2 separate regions of the Homo sapiens genome follow, and region 2 is linked to region 1. A link is a loop called in an ENCODE intact Hi-C map of the cell type or tissue named here. Cell type or tissue: prostate gland. All regions are shown on one strand. Each heading gives the region's core, and the rest is flanking DNA. Links, peaks and the distances in the headings are about the cores only. Region 1 overlaps UBAP2 (ubiquitin associated protein 2). Region 2 overlaps UBAP2 (ubiquitin associated protein 2).

What was found. A loop is a pair of places that touch in the nucleus more often than their neighbours do. Peaks named below come from ENCODE experiments on the same cell type or tissue, not always from the same donor. Only the 100,000 strongest peaks of a DNase experiment are listed, where the experiment ranks them.
Region 2: it touches region 1 in a loop (2.4-fold over the local background); 7 of 110 quality-filtered maps call a loop at or near these places.

What each region holds. Positions count from the first base shown.
Region 1 is chr9:33,920,478-33,928,802 of GRCh38, reverse strand. UBAP2 (ubiquitin associated protein 2) reads left to right here. Exons shown (of 29, transcript NM_001370062.2): 20 at 811-1,006; 21 at 1,723-1,814; 22 at 2,139-2,186; 23 at 4,519-4,597; 24 at 4,803-5,008; 25 at 5,325-5,424; 26 at 5,510-5,617; 27 at 5,770-5,837; 28 at 5,925-6,116; 29 at 6,204-7,110. The coding sequence ends at 6,299. Among named protein-coding and RNA genes, the nearest start is that of SNORD121B, 9.7 kb to the left of the region's middle. RefSeq lists enhancers at 380-1,370, 3,448-3,687. In prostate gland, for the core only: CTCF peaks have their summits at 3,509 (motif pointing left) and 6,640; DNase peaks (open chromatin) are centred at 3,472 and 4,722; H3K27ac peaks cover 1,415 bases.
Region 2 is chr9:34,019,983-34,028,307 of GRCh38, reverse strand. The region is part of intron 1 of UBAP2 (ubiquitin associated protein 2); the gene reads left to right. Among named protein-coding and RNA genes, the nearest start is that of UBAP2, 25 kb to the left of the region's middle. RefSeq lists a silencer at 30-230. In prostate gland, for the core only: a CTCF peak has its summit at 5,000 (motif pointing right); no DNase peak of the experiment used is centred there.

The DNA.
Region 1 (8,325 bases), core at 326-8,325:
CTGGTCTCCCTCTTACAGAGCTTTTCTTCCCTTTTTTGAGACTTGCCTTGTCCACCTAGGTGTGCCCCCCACCTACCTGCTCGGAGCTTGAAGTTCTTCATAGGACCCTGTTGCTAGGGTTGGGCAGCTAGGCAGGGCTTCTGGGACTCGGGGCTGATGGAGCATCCGCTGGTTCACTCTTTCTTCACAGGGGTACCTTGTCAAACAGGCATAAGTGGCAGGCCATGCCCTTTTAGGTGGGCACTGGTGAGGCATTGGTGGACTGAAAGGTGTCACCAGGTTTTGGAGCAAAGGCCTCTCTCAGCCTCCTGTTTCCAGACCACAGTGGCTGAGAATCCCAATAGAAGGGAAATCTCCAAAAGATTGAGACTTACGCTGGGCTTCCTGTGGCCTGTGCTCGCCTCTTCTCAGACTGTTTGCTTTGCTCTGAGGTAGGTACTTGTCCCATATTCAGATAGTCTGTGTTCATTTATGATCCGAAGTTATCTTGGGATTTCTATGCCCTCATTTTGGATGCCAAGCATGAGCAACTTGAAGGATTTTTACAGAGAGTTGTGGTCATTAAAGCTTAATGTTAATAGTTTTGATGTTCAGTTTATGTATTGTATCCTGATGGCTGGAACCAGCTGCTATGTGAGGGGCCGCAGTGAGCACTGAGCACAGAGCCTCTCACCTTAAGGGAGCCTGGGTGGTTACATCATTGCCTGCCTGCTCAGCCTTGAGACTTGGGCCCAAGCGCCAGGCCAGGCTCTCCCCAGCACCCTCCTCCTCTGCCTCCAGATCCATGTGTCCTGGCTTTTCTTTTGCCAGCATGCCAGTGTGGAGAGCGCCTCTTCCCACCAGTCCTCAGCCACCTTCTCCACGGCAGCGACCTCCGTCTCAAGTTCCGCATCCTCAGGCGCCAGCCTGTCCAGTAGCATGAACACCGCGAACAGCCTCTGTCTGGGTGGGACCCCCGCGAGTGCATCCAGCAGCAGTAGCAGGGCCGCGCCCTTGGTGACCTCAGGTATTTGCTCCAGAGGCCTTTCCTGCCCACCCCTGAGCCCCTCAAAGGTGCCTGCTTGGCGTCCCAGGAAGGCAGTGCAGGTGTCAGGAGAGTCTCAGGCCCGCCGAGTGCGCTGCGTGTTCCACTGACCTTGAGGCCCAATCTCCCCACCCCTGATGGGGATGAATTCTTCCTTGCAGGATTCCTGGCCTCTGCGTGCTTCTAGCTTTTCAGTCTTTCCTCTTTGTTCTTTCCTGGAGCCGAGTTGACATTGTGACTTGGAGGGGCCAGGGATGACTTATGGTGGGCTCCACGACTGCAGACCTAGGCTGTCTGTAGGCCCAGCAGACTATGATTTGATGGTCGCTGCTAAAACCGACTTCGAACTCAGCCTGTCCCTCTCCTGGCACTGCATGGCTTCCTTGCCCTCTTTGGAGGAGGCAGATTCTTTTTATATTTCTCTTTGCTCAGTGCAGTGGGACCTTAGGGACTGGGGGAAAGGGGCTGCTTTTGTCTGGGCCCGGAACTCTCTGACGTTGAAACAACCTCAGTGTGGTGGCCGGGCTTTCTGTCTCCCCTTCACTGCTTTGTAGAATGACCCTCTGCCTCATTCGGCCACTGCCCTTCTTTGAACCCATCTGGGGTAGCTCAGTGACTGTGCCTCCTCCTGAAGCAGCTGAGGACTCTCACTCTTTGTGGTGACCATTTCACTCCATTTGATTTTTCCCTCTATACAGGCAAAGCACCCCCAAACTTACCTCAGGGGGTGCCTCCCCTGCTGCACAACCAGTACCTCGTAGGTCCCGGAGGACTGCTTCCTGCCTACCCGGTGAGTGTATGGCGGAACTCCTGGCCTGCCCAGCTCCCCTGGCCTCGGGGGCTGGCACCTGGCAGGAACCTGGCGTTGGGCCCAGGTTGCCCACCTTGAGCTGCCCTTCCATCCCTGAGCACCCCCGTCTCTGCCCCACTGAGCCCTGGTGGTCTTCTTCCATCTAGACTCCGTGAAGGCAGGATCTGTTCCCGTAACAGCTAATCCAGATCCCATTCCCGGGTGTGTTAGAGCCCCCCAACCTTGTTTTGACTCCTAGATGGACCTGGGCTTCCCAGGGTGTGGTATGTGGTTCCTAAAATACACTTTCTGGTTCTCACACAGATCTATGGCTATGACGAGCTCCAGATGCTGCAGTCACGGCTGCCAGTGGTGAGTGGGGTATGGACTGGTCGGAGCAGAGGGTTCAGAATCTTTTACATGTCCCCCCTCTTATGGTCTTGGCTGCCACACTCTCTGGCCCTTAGGATCCTCTGCCTGAGGAACCTCTCAGCACCACTACTGAGAAAGCTGTTTTCATCTGGCGGTTGTGCCAGGCGTGACCATAGCTTTAGCACAGAGTATCCAGTGCTCATCCCTGGGAAACATGAAGGCCTTTGGGACCTGGGGCCCTGGTAGGCCATGTCCCCTGTTAAATGTTGGTCCTTATCTTCCCTCCTCCATCTTGTTTTCTCTCTCTTTTTTAAAAAGAAAAACCATATGACACAAGACATGGAGGTTGCTTACGTGGCCCTGGAGTTTTATACTGTCTTCCTCTTCCTCAGAGTACCATATAGTGTCTTTGGTCTGAGATGGCCAGTGACTGCTCTTCTGCAATCAGCTGAGTGAGTGGCTTGAGCTGATGGTCTTTAAGGTCTCTTCTGGGTCTGGCCTCCCATCTAGATTTGTGAGAATGCCTGCCCTGGGACGTCCCTGGTGGTTGCAGCCTTACTCTGAGACCAGGGTTGCCTCTTTCTTCTGACCGTTGGTGCCAGAATGCAGTGTGGGCCTTTCCTGGGATAGCCACATGAACAGAACTGTGGGGACAGAGGGGAATAGGCCCGCTCCTTGCCCTGCCCATGGGCAGGACTTCCTCCTGGGAGCCACTGTCTTCTTGCTCTGCCATTTCCCAGGGCACTTGTCAGAGAGTTGCAGGCAGTTTGGACACCACCTCTGCTGGATACAGTCTTTCCTGTTGCTGGAGGAAGAGGCTTTCTCCCTTGTGCAGTGATGCCTTCTTCCCCGTGGGTGTTGCTCCCTTCTCTGCTGCACCACAAAGAGCTGACGGAGCTGCTCTTGTTTCAGAAGAGTAGCCCTTTCCACTGGCTGGCCGTATTTCCAGAAGCAGAGGCCTAGCCTGGGAGCGGAGCGGCTTCTCCCCACTGTGCAAACCAGCAGCCCTTTAATCTGCCGGCCAAAGGCCCAAACTGCAGGAGGTGGTGCTGAGCCCCGGGATTCATTCTGCTTCAGGGGCTCTCCGTGGTCTCCACACTTATTCACAGCACTCTTTTGGCTTTTATCACTTTGTGCCTTAGAGAAAACACCCTCTGGAGCCCACCTTTTGAGATATGTTGCTCTTTCTATCCCTCGGGTTGTTTGTTCACCTCTGCTGCTTGTGAGCCTAGTTCCTGCCTGGAGAATTCTCGTGTTCTGTGAAAGTGCTCCCCCTTCTGGGCTTTCTCTGCTCCCGTCCTCAGTTGTGCAGCTCTGTGTGTTCCCAGCTCTGCCTCTTCCGGGGGTTCTAGGCTGCTATGGGTTTCCGGGAGGTTTCCTGGAGGGTGTGAGTGCCATTCCCAGCCAGGATGGCTCCTTTCTGGGATCGGGCACAGCCCAAGGGCTTTGCCTTTCCTCAGGGGCCAGGTGTGTCCAGGAGTGCGAGGCCCTGGATGGTGAGTGAGGGTCAGGTCAGACCTCCCCTCCTCCACGAAGCTCCACTGTGCTTTGCCGTCTCTGTCTCCACACTTTGTTGTATCTGCCATACTTCCCCCAAGTCCTGGGCCAGGGGTGTCCAATGTTTTGGCTTCCTTGGGCCACATTGAAAGAATAATTGTCTTGGGCCACACATAAAATACACTAACATTAAAGATAGCTGATGAGCTTAAAAAAATTGCAAACAAATTTCATGTTTTAAGAAAGACGAATTTGTGTTGGGCCACATTCAAAGCTGTCATGGGCCGTGGGTTGGACAAGCTTGTCCTAGGCCATGTCAGTGTTTTGAGAGCAGTGTAGGTGGTGACAGGCCAGTTCTGGGCTTCACCTGGGGTCCTGCTTATTCCCGTGCCTACCTGGCACTGCCCCCTGTCCCCCCTTAAACCTTTCAGGCCCCTGCACTTCTGTTGCCTCCTTTTTCAGGTCTGCTCTGTTTAGTCAGCTTTCCTAGCTGCTCTAGTCTCTCACACAGAAAAGCCAGCGAAGTTGGTTCAGCCCGAGGCATTCACACAAGCACCTGCCTGTGGTGTCAAATGGATGTGTGAGGCTTGGTCTCCAGCAGCTCTGCCTGGTGAAGCTGCAGGGTTGGCCGGTCTGTGTGCTTATGTGTTAGGCAGGCCGCCTAGTTGCACACTCTTCCGAGGGGCACCATTTACTTGGCGTTCCCTGGGACTGCTGGCTCTCAGGCATGGAGTCTGTTTCAGGAGTGTGGCGTCACCACTTCCATGTGCTGGTTCTGCTCTCCTGGGAGTCAAGCAGGGCCAGTCGCTGATCAAGCCTCCCTGGTCTCTCCTAGGACTACTATGGAATTCCCTTTGCTGCACCCACAGCGCTTGCCAGCCGAGATGGGAGCCTAGCTAATAATCCATATCCAGGTGAGTTTGCTCAATGGATGAGGAGTAGCCCGGGGCCGGCCTAGCGCGAACTCCAGGAGCTGGGAAGCAGCAACAGCAAGCTGAGAGAGGCCTCTTAGTAGCCTGTGCTGAGCTGGCAGCCAGACCTGTTCCTGTTTGCAGAAGCCAGTGTGGCCTTTCTCTGGTTGGAGGAAGGGCAGTGGCTGGAGTCAGTGCTCTTTCCTAGGTGATGTCACAAAGTTTGGCCGTGGGGACTCTGCATCCCCTGCACCCGCTACCACACCAGCTCAGCCACAGCAGAGCCAATCACAGACCCACCACACAGCCCAGCAGCCCTTCGTGAATCCTGCACTGCCACCTGGCTATAGCTACACTGGTCTTCCCTACTACACAGGCATGCCCAGTGCCTTCCAGTATGGCCCCACCATGTTTGTGAGTATTTCAGAGGGTGTGACTGTGTCTCCTGGCCTTGGGTTGCTGGCAGGTGGAAACCTGGGACCTATCTTCCAGCAGGGAGGGAGGGTTGTGATTCCACTCCGTCTTACCTGGTCTTCAGAAACTGTTCAGGCTGGGGACAAGGTCACTTTTCCCCTGCTGTGTTTAGATCCAGCATGTGTTGCACTAATGAAAACACAGGTCCCCTGTGGTTGTGGGTATGTCACCTGCTGCCTTAGGCTCTGGCAGGGGTACCTGACCAGCCTCAGCTTGCCTCTTCCTACACTAATACCTCATCTGCTTGCCCCCCCAGGTCCCTCCAGCCTCAGCCAAGCAACATGGGGTGAACCTCAGCACTCCCACACCTCCCTTCCAGCAGGCCAGTGGTTATGGCCAGCACGGCTACAGTACAGGTGAGGGGTACTTCCCAGACAGAGACACATGGGGTTAGACAGGCTTGCCTGGCTCACACTTGCCTCTTGTACCCTGCCACGCTAGGTTATGACGACCTGACCCAGGGGACAGCAGCAGGAGACTACTCCAAAGGTGGCTATGCTGGATCATCGCAGGCACCAAACAAGTCTGCAGGTTCTGGGCCTGGCAAAGGTAGTGTTTACCTCTCCTTTCCAGGATAAGGCCTGGAGTGGTGGGCTCCTGCCTGATCCCCTCTCAGGCAGGGCAACCCCTGAGTGATCCTGGAGGTGGGGAGCCTGGAGCTGGGAACAACTGCTGTGGGGAACAACTGCTTTTCCTCCTAGGAGTATCAGTGTCTTCAAGCACCACTGGTCTACCTGATATGACTGGTTCTGTCTACAATAAGACACAGGTGAGGGACAAAGGTGGGTTGGGTGTATAGGTTTTTGAGAGGTTACAGCCCAACCTGACCTTCACCATTGTCTTCTTTGCCCTGTAGACTTTTGACAAGCAGGGATTTCATGCAGGGACGCCTCCACCTTTCAGCCTGCCCTCGGTCTTGGGCTCCACTGGGCCCCTGGCCTCGGGAGCGGCCCCTGGCTATGCACCCCCACCATTCCTACACATCTTGCCAGCCCACCAGCAGCCCCACTCACAGCTGCTGCACCACCACCTTCCGCAGGATGCACAGGTGAGTACAGTGATGGAGGCAGCCACCCTACTCTGGGCCAGGGGTTCTGCTCCAGCCTTGACAGCCTTCCCTTCTCCTCTTCCTCAGAGTGGCTCGGGTCAGCGCAGCCAGCCCAGCTCCCTGCAGCCCAAGTCTCAAGCCTCCAAACCTGCCTACGGCAACTCTCCATACTGGACAAACTAAACCCAGAAGAGAGGGGTGGGCTGGGGCAAGGCTTATCCTGGGCAGGAGAGAACACACGAGCACGTATTTGGGAGCCCAGTGCCCTTTCCTAGAATTCCCGACATGTGTCAGCCATGCCTCTGTGGGGAGTCTGCCTCCCAGACTGGCTACTGTATGTAATGTATTTATGTATGTATTTGTAAATGTGATAGAAGTCTGGGGGGGAGTTGGGGGATGGCGGCAGATGTTAGCCAGGTCTGCCCTCCCCATTCAAGCCCCTTCTCCACTGTAGCAAAATAAGCACCCCCACCCCATCTGCCTTCAGGTCTTCTTCACAGCCTGCACTGCCCAGTGGGCCACTAGGGGCAGTCTCTGGAAGGGCTGGTTCAAGGCTGTTTGGGTATAGGGGTCAGGTACCAATGAAGAATCACGACTTGTCTCACTCCTTTGGAAATTGTTTTCTTTCCTGTGTAATTACTTCATACCTCTGTTTTTGAGAAACTGTTCCGTTTGTCATCTGTCATGGTCTCCTTCCACCAAATCTTCATCTGGGAATAGCAGCGGTATCCCTCCACCCAAGTATGGCCACCTGTTTGTCTTCATATAGAACAGGGGCTTCTGGTCTGGTCATGTCCCTAGAGACTTACTAGAGACTGGCTGACCATGAAAAAAAAAAAAATAATCTGAGTTATTCAGCCAGTCAGCTCCCCTTTAAAAATCTAAGGTATCTCCAAGCAACACATCTCCATTCTAGTTGTCTTGAACCACGTGGGCAACTGTTTCAGGGGTTTTCTCTTGCCCAATCCCCACCTAATAAAGTTCTGAGAGCATGCATGGTCTCTGTGTGGTGTGACTGAAGGGCAGCTCAGGGCAGAAGCCCTGGACTTCACAGGGCTAAAGGAGATCCCACATGGTCATAGTCTTCTGACACAGGCTATAAAGGCTTGAAATGGTTTTCCTTTTTACTGGACCCTCTTGGCCCAAATCACAATGGCTGTAAGGACAGCTAAACCTCCTTACAGGGCCCAGGCCATGTTGATCAAAGTTAACCTGGCTTTTCTTATAGCTCCTTAAGAGACTTAGGGATAGGGCAGTGTCCCACAGAGCCCTGTCCACTGGATACCAGGGCAGGGTAATTTCTTTTCCAAATCTCAGTGGACTTTTACAATCTGAAGCAAAGCCAAGAACTGAGAGCAGGGTTCTAGGCCTTAAGGGAGAGTATGAACAGGTATACCTGTCTTTTGCTTGTCATCAACTGAACATAATCTTGATTGGCAGTCAAAAGCTATGGTAGAACACGTGACTAGTGAGGGTGTCATGAGGTAGGCTGGTGGATCCGGGGCTACATATCTGCTCCAGAAAAGCCCAACCAACCATTCACCTTGTGTCAGGTCAGAAGCCAGGGAGTAACCAAGGGCCATAGGAAGGAGGCAGATCTCCTGTTGGCCAACCACAACTGTGCTCCAATCCAGCAGGCAGGAAGCTCAGGGCCTAGAAGTGTTGCCCAAGGTGCTACAGCCTCTCTTTTCACTCCTAAATCGCTGCTTCAGATCAGGTTAAAGGAGGAAATAAAATGGCTAGTCAGGTGATTGATTGATTGATTGTGTCAGAACCAGCCTGGGGTCACAATCTACTTTTTCTGCTTTTGGCCTCTACAATTGAGAGCGATGGTCCTGTCATCAGATGGGACCGATACTCCTATTAACCCACAGCTTGGGACCTTACCTAGAAAAAAGGTAAGTGTCTACAGGTAAAATTAGGACTTTTATTAAATAGGGTGATCTGCCTGATCCCTGCTATTAGCAGCAGTAAGTTAGGAAAACAAATGACAGTGAAAATGTTTGCCTAAGGAAAGCAGCAGAGCACCCCTCAATCCTTCACTGACCTACTTGTATCAGCTCCCGTTTTCAGAATCAAGTTTAACAAATGGCTACGTCTATAAGGAGCTTGAAGGGACTGGGGATACACCAGGGAGGTGAGTTAGTTAGAAAGGCAGATTCCCCAGTTTTGGTTTTTGTCTAATTTTTCAGCTGAGCCCCAGCGTAAT
Region 2 (8,325 bases), core at 188-8,187, 100 kb before region 1:
AGCTATGGGCAATTAATTCCCTTCGTGGCCTTAGGTAACCTGAAAGAGAATTGTGACGATATCAAATAAATTTTGATGTCCTATAGTGTTTGAGTTCACCAGCACTCATCCTTTCCATGGGCAGGTTATATCCATGGAACAGCAGATAACTTTGTGATTCTTCTGTCAGCGAAGTGTGGGTGTAGGGGAGTTCAACCTTGTCCATCAGCTGCTAGAGGCCTGACCCTGCCCTTAACAGCTGCAGAGAATAAAAGTATCAGCTTGTTCAGCTCCTGGCATGCAGGGTACAAGCAGTTGAGCTGCATGGAATTGGATCTCATAGTTGAGTTTCTTGGCACCCTAGATACCTTGTTCTCTCCTCGATTACGGGTGTAGACTTTGTGTTGGTGGCTGTTCTGGGCCTCCTAATTTAGTTGAGATTCTTTTCTTTTCTTTTTTTTTTTTTTGAGATGGAGTCTCGCTCTGTCGCCCAGCCTGGAGTGCAGTGGTGCAATCTCGGCTCACTGCAAGCTCTTGCCTCCCAGGTTCACACCATTCTCCTGCCTCAGTCTCCTGAGTAGCTGGGGCTACAGGTACCCGCCACCACCCCCGGCTAATTTTTTTTTTGTATTTTTAGTAGAGATGGGGTTTCGCCGTGTTAGCCAGGATGGTCTCGATCTCTTGACCTCATGACTCGCCTGCCTTGGCCTCCCAGAGTGCTGGGATTACAGGCGTGAGCCACCGTGCCTGGCCTATTTTTTTCTTTTTTAAATAATAGAAATGGGGTCTCACTGTGTTGCCCAGGCTGGTTTTAAACTCCTGGGCTCAGGCGATCCTCCCCCTCTTGGCCTCCCAGACTGTTGGAGTTACAGGCATGAGCCACTATGCCAGGCCAGATTCTTTTGTTTATTTTTTAATAAATAAATTCAAGTGGATTCTCCTGCCTCAGCCTCCCGATTTGCTGGGATTACAGGCATGCGCCACCACACCTGGCTTATTTTTTGTATTTTTAGTAGGGTAGGGTTTCACTATGTTGGCCAGGCTCATCTCAAACTCCTGACCTCAAGTAATCCTCCCGCCTCAGCCTCCCAAAGTGCCGGGATTACAGGTGTGAGCCACCGTACCTGGCCTTGGCCTCAGATTCTTAATCTGAGCTTTGTCTTCTGCAGGTATGAATAAATGAATTTCCTCTGCAGAGAAGGTTGAGAATATTGACTGTTTTCTTAGTAGAAAATGCGGGAACACAGATTAGAAATTAAACAAAAATAATAGTAGTGGTCACAGAAATATACCAGTATAGAACATATGGGTATCTGAAAGGCTGAGAAGCTAGGTGAGATCTGATCTAGACCAGATCTTTGTCATCAGGCACAAGCTTTGCAGGTGATGCCAACAATAGTTATGCTGTTGTATAGAAGAAGAAGCTGAATTGGGAACTATTATTTATCTGTGACTGAACAGTTAGCCTTACAACATAGCATAATAGTTAAGTGCACACACTGTAGAGCCAAATGTCCTGGGTTTGAATACTGCCTTCACCACTTACTAGCTGTGATTCTCTGTGTATCTTAGTTTCCTCTCTGTAAAATGGGAGTAAAGTAATGTGTACTCTAGAGTGTTGGAAAGATTAGTGACTTAATACTGTACATATAAAGTGCTTAGAATGGTGTCTGGCACATAGTGAATGGTATGTGCTTTCTGCTAGTATTGTCATTACCATTGGTTTTAGATTTTGGGAATGAGTGGACATATATAGATGAAGGACCTGAGACCCATCCTTGCCAGTTTGAGATAGACCCTGCACCACTGGTCTCATGACTCAGTGAACAGCATCTCTGGACATTCTTGATGAAGACTTGCTTCTTTAACATAAATTGTGTATCCTGTTTTTAGTAGTTGAACCCTTAGCCCATTATGTAATTCATGTCATCTGAATTATATTTGGTTTGAAAAAAACATTAGTTTTTCTGTTCCTGAAACGTAAATTTATTTGATGTAGTAGCTGAGATACTTTGCACAAGTGTGTCAACATCCTGGTTTTAGAACTATCTTCCAATCAATGCTTTGTGATGCTGTCTTAAATACATGCAGTGTAAGTATGTAGTTTGGGATTTAATTAACTGTTCAAACTTTTATTAAATGTCTGTTGAAATCTTCCCTCTTCTCAGTATGTTGTCAGCAAGTGTTCTGTAACTTTTCAGAATGATAAAATGTGTCCTTGCTTTTCGTTTAGGGTATATACATGGTTTTTAGAAAAGTTTTTACCCGACCGTGTTTTTTGTATGCCTTAAAGTTAGATGAATTTGTGCTTATGTAAGCTTTAACAGAAATGTTGGTGGTTGTTAAGTCAACCATTTTCAGTTAAGTCTAAACTGAGATCACTTGAAAATGCGGCTGTTTCACTGAGGTATCTTATCTTCAGAAAGGTCCTTGAAAAAAACAGCAGTTAAACCGGGCATGGTAGCTCAGGCCTGTAATCCTAGTTCTTTGGGAGGCCAAGGTGGGAGGATCACCTGAGCCCAGGAGTTTGAGACCAGCCTAGGCAAATATGGGAAGATCGTATGTCTATGAAAAAGAAAACAAAAACGGAAACAAAACTTTTTAGGCAGTTAAAACTTTTTTCCAAAACTATTCCTTTCATAGAGAATATCTTTGTAGTTTTATCAGGTTGGTTTATTCGGCCGGAGACTTTCTTTCCTCATTACATTTAGACAATTTTTTCACTTTAATCGTTAATAGGAAGCTTTATATTATATTTTGCTGATTTTGTTTCTAAAGAAGTTAAAAATGTAGCAGCAGTTCTTTACCTGTGTTAAAATCTATCACATCTTTAATTCACTTTGAGGTGAGATAAATACGGGTTTCAAAATTTGGTTGGATAGATTGAAGTAAGCCTGGTGCTTCCTGCCCCTCAAGAACTTGAGATAGGTATGTTTGAGTTTCTACTGGATTATTTTTAGAATCTTTTGCTCTTGTCTGTTTCTATTCTGAGAATTCTCTTGGAACCTGTTCCAGTGTAGTAGAACTCTTGGGAGTGGAAAGTGATAGATGATGGAACACAAGTGTACACTGAATTCCTATGGTCTGGCAACTGGGTACTTGTTGTAGAAGCATTCCTATTTACTACACACAGCTCCATTTCCCAGAAAAGGAGGACATAGAAGTTCCTCCTAACAGTATGTTAGTTGAAGGTGTTGATTTTTACGGTCTAGTTTCCATGTCTCAGTCATTTTTACAGTTCAGTGGTGGTAACAATTTTTAAGGGTCTTGAAGAATATTTTGGTAACTTACGCTTTTACCTTGATTTAATGGATTCACAATTATCAGAAGTTTTTTTTTTTTGGGGAGACAGAGTCTTGTTCTGTCGCCCCGATTGGAGTGTAGTGGCATGATCTCGGTTCACTGCAACCTCCGCCTCTCGGGTTCAAGTGATTCTCCTGCCTTAGCCTCCCAAATAGCTGGGATTACAGGCTCACGCCACCACACCCAGCTAATTTTTGTAGTTTTAGTAGAGACAGGGTTTCGCCATGTTTGCCAGGCTGGTCTGGAACTCCTGACCGCAAGTGATCCACCCGCCTCAGCCTCCCAAAGTGCTGAGATGACAGGCATTAGCCACCGCGCCTGGCTTTATCAGAAGTTTTATGTAAAATTAATACGGGAAAATTTGTCTGTTGAATCATGCATCCTGTTAAAGTTATTTTCTGACCCGTTTTTCCAGAAGATTTCAGTCACATCCCCCATCCCCTGTGATTGTTGTGCGAAACCTGTTTCATCTCTGGAAATTTTTTTGCTGGACATCTTTAATATTAAGACTTTTTATGAATAGGGAATTAGGTATTATAACATTTCAGTGATAGTGTGGAGAGGCACAACTGACAGAAGACAAGTTAATCTGAATTTATTTAAGCATGCATTCTTGGATGTCCTGAGGCCCTTACAATTATTTTTATTTTTCAAAGAATGTATTTGCTATTTTTTTTTTTTTTGAGACAGAGTTTTGCTGTTGTTTCCCAGGCTGGAGTGCAATGGCGCAATTTTGGCTCACCGCAACCTCTTCCTCCCGGGTTCAAGCGATTCTCCTGCCTCAGCCTCCTGAGTAGCTGGGATTATGGGCATGTGCCCCCACGCCCGGCTAATTTTGTATTTTTAGTAGAGATGGTCGGGCTGGTCTTGAACTCCCGACCTCAGGTGATCCAGCCGGCTCGGCCTCCCAAAATGCTGGGATTACAGGCGTGTGCCACCGCGCCCATCCTTGTATTTGCTATTTTTATTTTTATTTTTTTTTGAGACAGAGTCTTGCTCTGTCACCCGGACTGGAGTGCAATGGCGCCATCTCGGCTCCCTGCAGACTCCGCCTCCCAGGTTCAAGCGATTCTCCTGCGTCAGCCTCCTGGGTAGCTGGGACTACAGGTGCGTGCCACCATGCCCGGCTAATTTTTTGTATTTTTAGTAGAGATGGGGTTTCACCTTATTAGCCAGGATGGCCTCGATCTCCTGACCTCGTGATCCGCCTGCCTTGGCCTCCAAAGTGCTGGGATTACAGGCGTGAGCTACTGCACCCGGCCTGTATTTGCTATTTTTAAGCTAGAAGTCTTTGTAGTAACAATTTATGAATATATAACCCAGAGCAGTAAACCTTAATTAAGAGAAAAACTTTTTCCAAACAATAAAGTAAGCCATGTAGTTTTTATGTTTCACAAAGCAACTATTCTGGTTTAGCCATGCAACCGGGTCATTATTTATAGGCTAATTACGTATTCATTGTGGAATATTAAGAATTGATGATTGGAAGGAGATATAGTCTTAATGTTGATACTGTGAACATGGACCAGTAAAATTTTAATAGTTTGCGTTATAACAAAGAGTTATGGTTTTCTTCCTTGACAAGTGAGGATTCATGTACATTATATCAAAATGTTTGGTTATAGTAGTGAGGCTATAAAGATTAAGTCATTTTTCTGTAAATCAAAAAATTAATGTACATTGAATATGGGTTAAGTATATTTCTTCTGTACATGCAGATTTTTATCACCAGATGGCACTCCTGTATGGAGAAAGTCTCATTTTGTTATTTCACCTAGATTATTTTCTTTCTTTTTTTTTTTTTTTGAGACAGTCTTGCTCTGTTTCCCTGGAGTGGAGTGGTGCGATCTCAGCTCACTGCAACCTCTGCCTCCTGGGTTCAAGCGATTCTTCTGCCTCAGCCTCCCGAGTAGCTGGGACTACAGGCGCGTGCCACCATGCCTGGCTAATTTTTTGTATTTTTGGTAGAGACAGGGTTTCACTGTATTAGCCAGGATGGTCACCATCTCCTGACCTCGTGATCCGCCTGCCTCGGCCTCCCAAAGTGCTGGGATTACAGGCGTGAGCCACTGCACCCAGCCGATTATTTTCATAAATGGGGTCACTGAGAATAAACAGTGAGAAAAAGATCAGATAATCCAATCAACAGAACTGGAAATCTATGAGTAAACTACTCACTTCTTAAAAAGGTTTTGTGGTAGGAATACTACTCAACAAGTTAGCTTTTGATTAGATGCTTAATTCTGTTTTATTCTTTTCTTAAAATGTATTTATTTAAGGAGATAGGTGGCTGGGCATGATGGCTCACACCTGTAATCCCAGCACTTTGGAGGCTGAGGCTGGTGGATCACTTGAGGTCAGGAGTTCAAGACCAGCCTGGCCAACATGGTGAAACCCCATCTCTACTAAAAATACAAAAAAAATCGGCTGGGCACGGTGGCACATACCTATAGTCCCAGCTACTTGGGAGGCTGAGGTGGGAGAATCACTTGAACCTGGAAGGCAGAAGTTGCTGGGCCGAGATCGTGCCACTGCACTCCAGCCTGGGCAACAAAGCCAGACTGTGTCTTAAAAAAAAAAAAAAAAAAAAAAGGGGTCTTGCTGTGTTGCCTAGCCTGGATTTGAACTGTGGGTTAAGTGATCTTCCTGCCTCAGCCTCCTGAATAGCTGGGACTTACAGGTGCATGCCACCTTGCCCAGCTTGGATGCTTCACTTTAGATACTTAAGATGGAATTGCAGAGTATTAGTGCTGAAGGTGATTTTTTTATTTTTATTTTTTTAGATGGTGTCTCGCTCTTGTTGCCCAGGTTGGAGTGCAGTGGTGCAATCTCAGCTCACTGCAACCTCCTCCTCCTGGCTTCAAGCGATTCTCCTGCCTCAGCCTCCTAAGTAGTTGGGATTACAGAGGTGCGCCACCATGCCCGGCTAATTTTTGAATTTTTAATACAGGTAGGGTTTCACCACGTTGGCCAGGCTGGTCTTGAACTCCTGTCATCAGGTGATCTGTCTGCCTTGGCTTCCCAAAGTGTTGGGATTACAGGTGTGAGCCACGGTGCCTGGCCTGAAGGTGATTTTAAAAATAATCCAATGGGGCCGGGCACAGTGGCTCATGTCTGTAATTGCAGCACTTTGGGAGGTTGAGGCGGTTGGATCACCCGAGGTCTGGAGTTCGAAACCAGCCTGACCAACAAGTTGAGACCCCATCTCTACTAAAAATACAAAAATTAGTCGGGCGTGGTGGCAGGCGTCTGTAGTCCCAGCTGCTTGGGAGGCTGAGACAGGAGAATCGCCTGAACCCGGGAGACGGAGGTTGCAGTGAGCTGAGATCACATCACTGCACTCCAGCCTGGGTGATGGAGCGAGCCTCCGTCTCAAAAAAAAAAAAAAAAAAATCAAATGGATTCTTTCTCAAATACAGATATGCCTTACATTTGTTTAAATGCATCACAGTTTTAAAACAGTGTGTTCGTATGCATTTATTCATATCTGAGAGAATGCTTTAAAAATAAATGGAATCATGGCAAAACAATTAACCTTGTTCTCTATAATACAACCAAAATGATAAACCCAAACCAACAAAATTATAAAGTTGTTAAACTGAAAAAGGATGCAAAATGTGTATTCATACTGACTGGAGAGGCAGATTCAAATGCAGTAAAAAGTTTTAAACCAGTGTATTGAGGCTGTGAGAAATTCTAGATAATTGGTTGTTACTATAATGTAAAAGGCAGTACAATAATATGTCTGTGGCCTTTAGCAAGCCAGTTAATGAAGCTGTTGAAAAAATAAGTTAATATTAGTGCAGCTAACACAGAAAAATGCTTGTCAGACCTTTTCTGGCTAAAATAGGTTTCAGGGACACAATTTTCTTTGGTACCTGAATTAGTATGATGAATTATGGTTAGTCTCCTCTATTTTATTTTATGATACACAGATCAAAAATATGTAGAAATGTTGTAATGTCATTTTATTAATCTGAAATGTATAAGATTTACAAATAGTGGAATATCTTTCCACATCATGGGAATGCTTGCTTTTGGGTGTCTAAAACTGACCGTTCTAGAAAACAGAATTCCGGCCGGGTCCTGTAATCCCACCACTTTGGGAGGCCGAGGCGGGTGGATCACGAGGTCAGGAGATCGCGACCATCCTGGCTAACACGGTGAAACCCCGTCTCTACTAAAAAAATACAAAAAAATTAGCTGGGCTTGGTGGCGGGTGCCTGTAGTCCCAGCTACTCAGGAGGCTGAGGCAGGAGAATGGCGTGAACCCAGGAAGCAGAGCTTGCGGTGAGCAGAGATCAAGCCACTGCACTCCAGCTTGGGTGACTGAGCCAGACTCTGTCTCAAAAAAAAAAAAAGGAAACAGAGTTCCATGTATTGTTAAAATCGTTGGCTCTGGGCCGGCTCAGTGGCACACGCCTGTAATCTCAGCACTTTGGGAGGCCAAGGCTGGTGGATCACCTGAGGCCACGAGTTTGAGACCAGCCTGACCAACATGGCCAAACCCCATCTCTACTAAAAATACCAAAAATTAGCCGGGCATGGTGGCGCGTGCCTCTGGTCCCAGTTATTCGGGAGGCTGAGACAGGAGGATTGCTTGAACCCAGAAGGTGGAGGTTGCAGTGAGCCGAGATCGCACTATTCGTTGCACTCCAGCCTGGGTGATGGAGTGAGACTCTGTCTTAAAAAAAAAAAAATCATTGGCTCTGCATTGTTATCATTGGAGATGATAGCTCTATGTGTTATTGCGCTGAAGACCTTCCAGTGGGACAGATGTGGAGATGGAAGACGGTAGTATTGATGATCCTGACCCTGTGTAGGCCTAGACTAATGTGTGTGTTTATCTCTTAGTTTTTTTTTTTTTTTTTTTTTAATAATGGAGTCTCCCTCTGTCACCCAAGCTGGAGTGCAGTGGGCTCACTGCAACCTCCGCCTCCCAGGTTCAAGCAATTATCCTGCTTCAGCCTCCCTAGTAGCTGGGATTACAGGCGTCTGCCACCATGCCTGGCTAATTTTTGTATTTTTAGTAGAGATGGGGTT